2 separate regions of the Homo sapiens genome follow, and region 1 is linked to region 2. The links are chromatin contacts, found by Hi-C in ENCODE. All regions are on one chromosome and are shown on one strand. The core of a region is the stretch at or near the end of the contact, and the rest is flanking DNA. Distances in the headings are between cores, read along the strand shown. Region 1 overlaps LINC00877 (long intergenic non-protein coding RNA 877). Region 2 overlaps FOXP1 (forkhead box P1).

Region 1 (4,169 bases), core at 844-3,343, 690 kb before region 2:
TGGACGGCCCTAAGATGTGATGATGTGAGTGAAGGATGCAGTTCACCCAACCCCATAAATGAATGGAGTCCTCTTGTAAGAGGGAATCAGCCCCAACCTACAGAGAAAAGAGAAGCTAAGTCTATGCAGGGGAGGGAGAAAGGGGGAAAGGAAGGAAGAAGAGATGGGGAGGGAGGAAGGGACAGTGGAAAAGAGGAAGGCAAGGGGAGGGAAAAGAGATCCTTGTCATTCGATTCACTAGCATCCCAAGGCTAATACCACATTCAAATTTTCACTCGCATGAGTCAAAAAAACTTCCCCATTTTACTTAAGCTTTGAGTTGGTTTCTGGCACTTTTAACTGAAAAGGTCTGAATAATAAAGTTCATCAATCCACTTGTAACCTAACTTCTAGAATTCAGGTTGTGCTGGGAAATTGCTAATTCAAAACTCAAGTGCCTACATCAGCGTGGGAAGGAGTCCTTTGGAGCTGTCTGAAATTTCAGGGCATTGTCCCCATTGGAAGCTTTGAACATTACACTTAGAAATGCTAATGAGAAAGAGAGAAAAGAGGGAGAGAGAGAAGGTTTAACCAATTTTCAAAAGCCAAAGTCAGTCTTTTTAGGAGAGAAAGGGGAAGAAAAAGGGATGGAAGACACTGGGAGTGTTTTTAGTGGCTGAGACAATGGAGGGTCTTCCTTACCAGGTAGTGAGGAATTTTTCCTACAAAAAAGACACGAGTGGCTTTTGTATTTGTAGACAGGACTAACCCTCCTGGGGGTGAGCTGATCAAGGTGAAATTATATAACCTATACAGTTAACTAAAGTGAATTCATCTCCATGCCCTCAGCAAGAAGAGTGAAAAAGAGGGCTGACATGGTGTTGGTTCTGCCCATCCTCACCTGCAAGGGGCATGTGAGAGCTGAAGTAATCAGATTTACTTCCTACCTCTCACGGTGCAAGCACCTCACTGTGCTAGTGGGCATTTGAAGGGATTTTCCAAATGCACCTTTAACTGTACACAATTTTCATCTTTGTAGAAATTTAGAACCCGACTCCCTAAATAACATGAGACATCACCATCACAGGCCTCATATTACAAGCCTGTACAGAGGGTGTGTGTGTGTGTATGTGTGTGTATGTGTATGTGTGTGCATATGTGTGTGTCTCAGAATATATCTGATGGTTATTTGAAGCTCAGTATTAATAAGCTATATAATAACTGGGTTCTATAGTATTTGAAATCAAAATCACTTTTAGATTCCTCTAGGCTCTTGTAAATGATAAGTACATCAAAATGCCTTGTGATGGCCTTCTGGGAAAAAATCCTCTCAGCCCAATTTACCAGGCAACTTTTATCCCATTGAATAAACTCGAGGCTCTAAGGCAGTGACTCTGCCATCAACAACATATATGAAAGCCTGCACTTTGTGGTTGGTCTGTTTTGTGTGAGGTGGGCACTTGCTGTTCTACTTGCCCAGTGGCACTTTTTAATTGGAATGATTTTTATTTGGTCTGATTTCCTGAAATAGAATACATCGCCTGCTTTAGAAACCCCAGATAGTCTATCAGCACAGACAGCAAATTGTCCTGGGGTTCTTGGCTTAGCTGTTTGTGGGGAGAAAGACTGCTGGGCAGGGTTTTGGCAGGGGGCAGTTGTAGCATATTCAAATCAGATATTGAAACAGTTTGTGTGTGTTTAGGAAGTAACCACAAATTTGACATGCCACCTCCACCCCAAACCCCAAACTGGTTCCATTCCAACAGGCAGTAGTCTCAAAGACTCTCTTAAATGGTTCATTTCTTCCTATTTACAACTCCCACAGTGAGCTGTTTTTTTAAGGGGAAATCAGTTTCTATGAACATCTAGGGCCCTGAGTGGGTCTTTGCTCTTTATTTGTCCTGCTTTGTTTAAACCAAAGAATACCTCAAGCCAGTAACCAGGCGAGCAGGGGCCTGTGACAGGCATGGTCACCTGAAATCCATTTATGCACAGGGATTGAAGGAGCAATCATATTCTAAATAAGGCTAATGAAGCTTTTTGTGAAAGCGCCAAAACCCACACACAAACGTCACCCTTGGCGTGTTCTCATTTCCACGGAGCAAAAGCAAAGGGGAGAAGGCTTACTGGGAAGCTGCCGCTGGCACATAGAATTAAGCAAAGGCTGTCCCATAGGTGTGCACAGCGGGCTTCTTTTCAGAGGGAGGATGAGGAGGAGGCAATGTGGTTCTTGCATACTAAGGGACTCAGTGTACTGCTCTAGGTGTGATTTTTCTTTTCTGTCACAATTGAGCCCAGTTTGAATTTCTCCCCTTACTTTCTTTTGGTTCACTCTTTTCCTTCATGGTAATCTTGCTGCTTAATGACCCTGGCCCCAGGCTTCCAAGGTAACTTGCCAAGAAGTTCAAGTTTACTTCTGAAGTCCATGGCTCTCACTTCCTCTTCCTTCGTCCCTCACCGCTTCTCACTTTTCTCCTCACACCTCCCGCACAACATCTGAAATATTCACTACCTCCAAGCGGCCCCGCTTTTGCAACCCACCCAAGCCTGTCATTTGTTTAAACGCTACTACTTATTTGGGTTTTGGCTCTGGGCCAGTCATCAGCAAACATTTTCTGAAAAGGGTTAGATAGTAAATAGTCTCAGCTTTTGAGCCACACTGTCTCTGTTGCAACCCTTCACTCTGTTATATCATGTAAATAGCCATCAACAATATGTAAATGAACAGGTAGGTGTGTCTGTGTTGCAATAAAACTTCATTTACAAAAAGAGGCAATAGGTTTGATTTGGCCTGATGGTCAAATGGAGTGAGTCCATGTGACATATGCAGGAAACTCACAAGGCTTTTAAGAATGGTATGTGCCCCAAAACACTGCCAGCTTGACCTGAAAGGGACAGAGAGAACAAAATGAAAGAAGGTTGTCAGATCACCAAAATTCTACAGACAGGAAACAGGTGGGTGAAACTACAGCTGCAAACAAGTATTACCCTTTATGAAGAAGGAAAGATGACTGTGAGAGCAGACCTTATAGGCTCTGAAGGCAGAGCTGAGAGCCATGCCTTGAAACCTAATGGAGTTTTTCTGGTTGGATTTAGAAAACATTTGGGACCAGGGACTCTTTTTTTTCTTTCCTTCTTCTCTCGTTTTGAATGGGAGTGCTGTTACCCTGGTGGAGTGTGTTTCATTTTGTATTTTGGGAGCAGATAATTTCTTTGCTAGCTTCATAGGTCCACAGATAGAGAGAAATTGTGCCACACACTGGACTATACCCAGAGCTTCACCCATGCCTATATTCGATGATTTATGTGATGAGAAATGAAACTTTTGACCTGATAAGACTTAGATGAGATTTTGGATTCAGGTTGATTGCTGTAATGGGTTGGGAGTTTTTAAGAATGGGTCAATGCAGTTGAGATAGACATAAAACTTTGGGAACAGACAGCATATTTTTGCAGGTTGAACAATGGCCTCCAGGCCAGCACGGTGGCTCACACCTGTAATCCCAACACTTTGGTAGGCTGAGGAAAGAGGATCACTCGAGCCCAGGAGTTCAAGACCAGCCTGGGCAATATAGTGAGATACTGTCTCTTTTTAAATTAAATAATAATAATAATAATGGCCCTCCAAAGATGTCCATATCCTAATCCCTGGAACCTGTGAATATATTACTTTCCACTGTAAAAGGAATTCTGCAGATGTGATTATGTTGAGGGTCTTGAGATGGGGAGGTTATCCTGGTGGGCCCAATGTAATCAGAAGAGTCCTTGTGAGAGATCAGCAGAAGCATCAGAATCAGAGAGAGAAGATGTAAGGATGGAAGCTGAGGTCAGAGAAAAGAGAAGATGCCACACTTCTGGCCTTGAAGCTGGAAGAAGGGACCACAAGCCAAGGAATGCCGGCAGTCTCTAGAAGTTGGACAAAGCAAGGAAGCAGATTTTCCCCTAGAGCCTCCAAAAGGAAGATAGGCTGACACCTTGATTTTAGCCCAGTATTTTTATTCCAGAACTATAGGATAATAAATTCACATTGTTTTAAGCCCACTGTGTTTGTCGTCTGCTGTGGGAAGTCAGGGACCCCAAATGGAGGGACCGGCTGAAGCTGTGGCAGAAGAACATAAATTGTGAAGATTTCACAGACATTTATCACTTCCCCAATCAATACTCTTATAATTTCCTATGCCTGTCTTTAC
Region 2 (4,139 bases), core at 604-3,103:
TTGTCCAATAGCTGAATTGGATTTGAAATAGGGGAGGCTTAAAAAGGAGAGTTGACTGTTGGTTTTAAAAACGTATCTCTAAAGAGGACTCATCATTGTTCTGAGAAAACAAAAATCCGGGACTTCTAAAAATAACTGCTGATTGCCTTGGAGTTGGGCTGGTGCATATGAACAATTTACATTCTGCTCTTTGGGAGCTGGTGACTCTTCTGGAAATTGGGGCTCTTTTAGTGGACATTGTTGATGCAGGCATAGTTGGCTTTTGTTTCCATGTGCTTCTCAGAAACTCTTGCTCTGCTCCGCAGACATTTGTATGTGTCAAAGAAGTATATGGGGCTGAGTGCAGTGGCTCATGCCTGTAACCCCAACACTTTGGGAGGCCGAGGCTGGAGGATCACTTGAGCCCAGGAGTTCAACACCAGCCTGGGCAACACAGTGAGATCCCATCTCTACAAAAAATTTAAAAAATGAAAAAGAATCAGATGGGATGAGAGAGTCCATAGGTCAGGTTCTCCAAGAGTAGTTTTCAGGAGCCATGTAAGTGGCCCTAGAGATTCTGAACTTTAAAATGTTAAAACTGCTTTGATTTCACAGACACCCTTTCAAAAGATTATCTCAGATTACTGGAAGACTTTCTTGTTAAGTTTAGAGAATTTTGCATTTTGCTTAGAAATCATTTTCAAGTTTTATTAGAACATTTACTAGCAATGGTGCTAATTATTTTAAATATGACCCTGGAAATGGGCTATGTCAGCTTGAAAAGACTATTTTTAACGGAATTTGGTTTTAAAGGCAGGTTTTATAGACATTATAGTAATACCGTTGTTATCTAATTAGCATCCACTGCGTAAATGTACATGATATTAGAGAGGCAAGTATACATAAAATTATAAATTGTGACATTTTATGAGTTTTTTTTTTATTATGAGTCTTCTATAGTCATCATTACTTAACAGTGTGAAATGTGGTCTTAGACATTACATCATGTAAAGACCAGGAGACAAAAAAAAACTGAGGATCAATTTTTGATTATAATAAAGTTTTAGTATGAGGCATTTCTGAATATGTGTCATGAATATGAGTCATGATTTTCACACCAAACCTGACCTATTATGATTATGCTTCAACTTCATGGGGTTTTCAGTATTTAAATTCTAAACCCAATTCTAAGGTTTCAAAATGATTCACATTCAAACCTACTTTTATGTTTTATAATTAAATAAGAAAATATTGCTTATACCTACATTTTTATTATTCTTGGGCATATTATAATTATTTCTTTAATTTCACCAATAAAATAGCCCATTTCTTCATTAGTAAATTATCAGGCTATCTCAATAAAAAAATTAGTTTGAATGTGGCTTGCCATCTCAAAGAGTCATTTCAGTTTGGAATTTTCTCACTTTTTTCATTTGTTCTTTTTGTAAAATGTGAAGATACTTTCTAGGTAAATTAATCCCTTCCAAACGGTAAAATAACTTTCTTCTTGGAAAGAGTTATTACAGTCTTATTCTTTACAATCTTAAATACCACTTAGGTTAGCGTGAACAATACATGAAAAAAATTACACTAGTTAAAAAAAGAATGATTGCGACCTAGGCCAAGTGCATTGCAATTATATGTTCATGGAAAAGTGAGCTTTCTACTGGGAAGAGCACGATATAGATGCCCATGAAATTTCCAAAGTTTAAGTATTTTTGTAAATTAGGTTGTTCCTAGTTAAACAGGTGGCTTTAAAGGCTGGTTTCACTGTTGTTTTAATCATAGTTTAGTTACCATGGAGAAATATGCAAGTTAGCATTTATACACAGAAGTGAAATTTATGCTGCATAGATAATAGCCTAAATTTAGCTTGACTTAAGTTTACCACTTCCTTTTTTTTAAACAAAAAGAATAGTAATATATCACATATATCCATTAACAAGTTAATTTCTTTAAACGCGACTGTTATATTTTTAGAGAATTTCTTTTCTTAAGCCTCAGACACCTCTGTCACTGTGACCTCTTCCAGTGCTGAGTATAATGTAACATATTACATCAGATTTGCTCTAATTGTTTCACCCTTAGGTTTAATAAAACACTTTGCTGAGTTTAAAATCAGTTATGTGGTGAAAAAGTAATGTTTGGACACATTGCATCTAGTTGAGTTTTATAAAGGACTATTATTTTCTACTGAAAATCTTTAGGAAATGTGCCATGCTGATAGGACCAATCTGATATCATAACCCAACGATAATTTTGATTAGATATGTTTTCTAAAGAAAATTCAGAGACAGGTCTATTTCTAATGAACTGTTTTGATCTTAATGCCTTCTTCACTGAGTAATAGATTTTTCACTCTGAATTAAGATGTTCGTCTGTGTGGAATCCAGCATCCGTGAGCTGTCTTTCCTGCTTTACCCTGTACCCCTGAACGAAGGCTAAGTTTTCAAGGACAAATGTAGTAAAAGTGTCCTGATCCAACATGAGGTCCCCCAGCACAGAGAGAGAGCAGCAGATCCCTTTCAACACCAGCTGTTCTCACAGATATAGATTGCTGCAGTGAAATTTTCTTAATATAATTCAGGAAGCTCTAGAGAATTCTCCAAAACAACTGTGCCAACAAGGAAAATGTTGAATTTTTCATCAGCTGCCCAATGCTGAGAGTTAGTGGGCAATCCGTTCATTCATGACCAGATGTTCAGTGTAGTAACGCTCCGCAGTTAACTTGAACCTTGTGGCCTGTTTACCATTGGCTGCAAGGACATTGGCAGCAACCTGGCATTGGAGAATTGAGGCCCGCACAAGCGAAAGACCGAAGTGTGTGTCTGTGGCTTCCTGGTTTTCACCAGCGACCAGACAAGGTAGGGAATGATGAAAGAAAGGAAAGACATCACATCAATCATTTTGGAGGTGGGAGAATTTGCTATATGATTGTGTCTTGGGGGAACAGTAGGCAAATTCTTAAACTCATTTTTATTTGGAAAGAAAGGCAGTCTTTGTTTATTTAGTTAGGCAGATTTTTCAACCTATGTCTAAACCATGAAACTTTTTGTAGTGGGGGCAAGTAGGCATGGGTGGTTAAGACAGTAAGAAAAAGATTTCTAAATTTAAACTGGAGGAAGTCAATAAAATTGACTCTTAATATTGAAACCTGACAAAGTCCAATCTAGAATTGGAAATATGTGATATTTTTGTTTTAGGTGAGTGTTATTATTACAAGTGGAGAATACTTAGATCTTCCATTCATACAGATTCATCATTTCCTTCATATACATGTTTGGAGGCCATGACATTTTTGTGAGCTCTTTGAAGTAATGATGTTCAGCGGGAGGGGGAACTTAGATGGAGCAGGAGTTTTTGAACAAACAATTTGATTTTTTACTTTGAAAAGGATTTTGCCTGCAAATAATTAACAGTGTTTAATTCTGGATTTGCAACAGGCCAGGCCTGGGGAGGGCAGAGTTTGATAACGTGAGGCTTGTCTCAGATGGGGGGCTCATCTCTTCCTGACTACACGGCACTGCACAAGAATTTGAACTGTTTATTTCAAAGCAGCATGCACAAAGGAACTTTTAAAATCTTTCTTATTTAACCGTTTTTAACTTGGGCCACGTCTGCAAGAAGTTGCCATGTCTGCAAGAAGTTGGCCTTTGTTTACTTGAAACTGGAACAGAATGTCATCATGGAATAAACCTTTCGCTTTTTGGAGACTTGGATTGTTTTTCTCTTCCTATAGAATTCTTGACTGCCCCCCCCAACCCCCCTCCCCACCACACACACACACATCCTTACTGACGCCCATCCATGAGGCACAACTGTAACTTGCAGGACCTTTTAAGCAGAAGCCTTGCAGTAAGGATATTTGCTTTGGCAGAGCTTTCTGCCTTTGGTTTACAAAGTTGCAGTGAACACTTCCTTTGCATTTCCTGCTTACAGAGAAGGTGGGTTGCATGTCGCACTGAGATATGGAAATTCCTCATGACTCCATTTCAAGCCTGAACCTCTTGGCCCTTAGAATCCCACTGCTGAAGTATGTGTTTCTTTTGTCTGGGTGATTTTTTCTTTTTCTGAAAAGTCCCTTGGCTTGTTGACTTAGAAAGAGGAGGTTTTGAGTTACAGCAGGTCCTGACTTAGGGCTGCTGGGATGCAAGGTGAAG

Evidence for each region. Hi-C counts contacts between places; a loop is a spot of excess contacts on that map. Pooled maps may share reads with other maps.
Region 1: a map with no recorded cell type shows a loop between it and region 2 (17-fold over the local background). The contact joins two enhancer-like sites. A Hi-C loop is called at or near these places in 5 of 37 single-sample maps with no recorded cell type and 4 of 50 pooled maps.

What each region holds. Positions count from the first base shown.
Region 1 is chr3:72,076,420-72,080,588 of GRCh38, reverse strand. The region is part of intron 2 of LINC00877 (long intergenic non-protein coding RNA 877); the gene reads left to right. Among named protein-coding and RNA genes, the nearest start is that of LINC00877, 22 kb to the left of the region's middle. RefSeq lists enhancers at 1,931-1,980, 2,101-2,230, 2,301-2,390. Within about 2 kb of position 2,093, at least 3 of the 41 ENCODE cell types and tissues checked have a DNase peak (open chromatin) inside an H3K27ac peak, as active enhancers do.
Region 2 is chr3:71,390,190-71,394,328 of GRCh38, reverse strand. All of the region lies in intron 3 of FOXP1 (forkhead box P1), which reads left to right. Among named protein-coding and RNA genes, the nearest start is that of FOXP1-AS1, 100 kb to the right of the region's middle. RefSeq lists an enhancer at 1,997-2,076 and a silencer at 3,757-4,051. Within about 2 kb of position 1,853, at least 4 of the 41 ENCODE cell types and tissues checked have a DNase peak (open chromatin) inside an H3K27ac peak, as active enhancers do.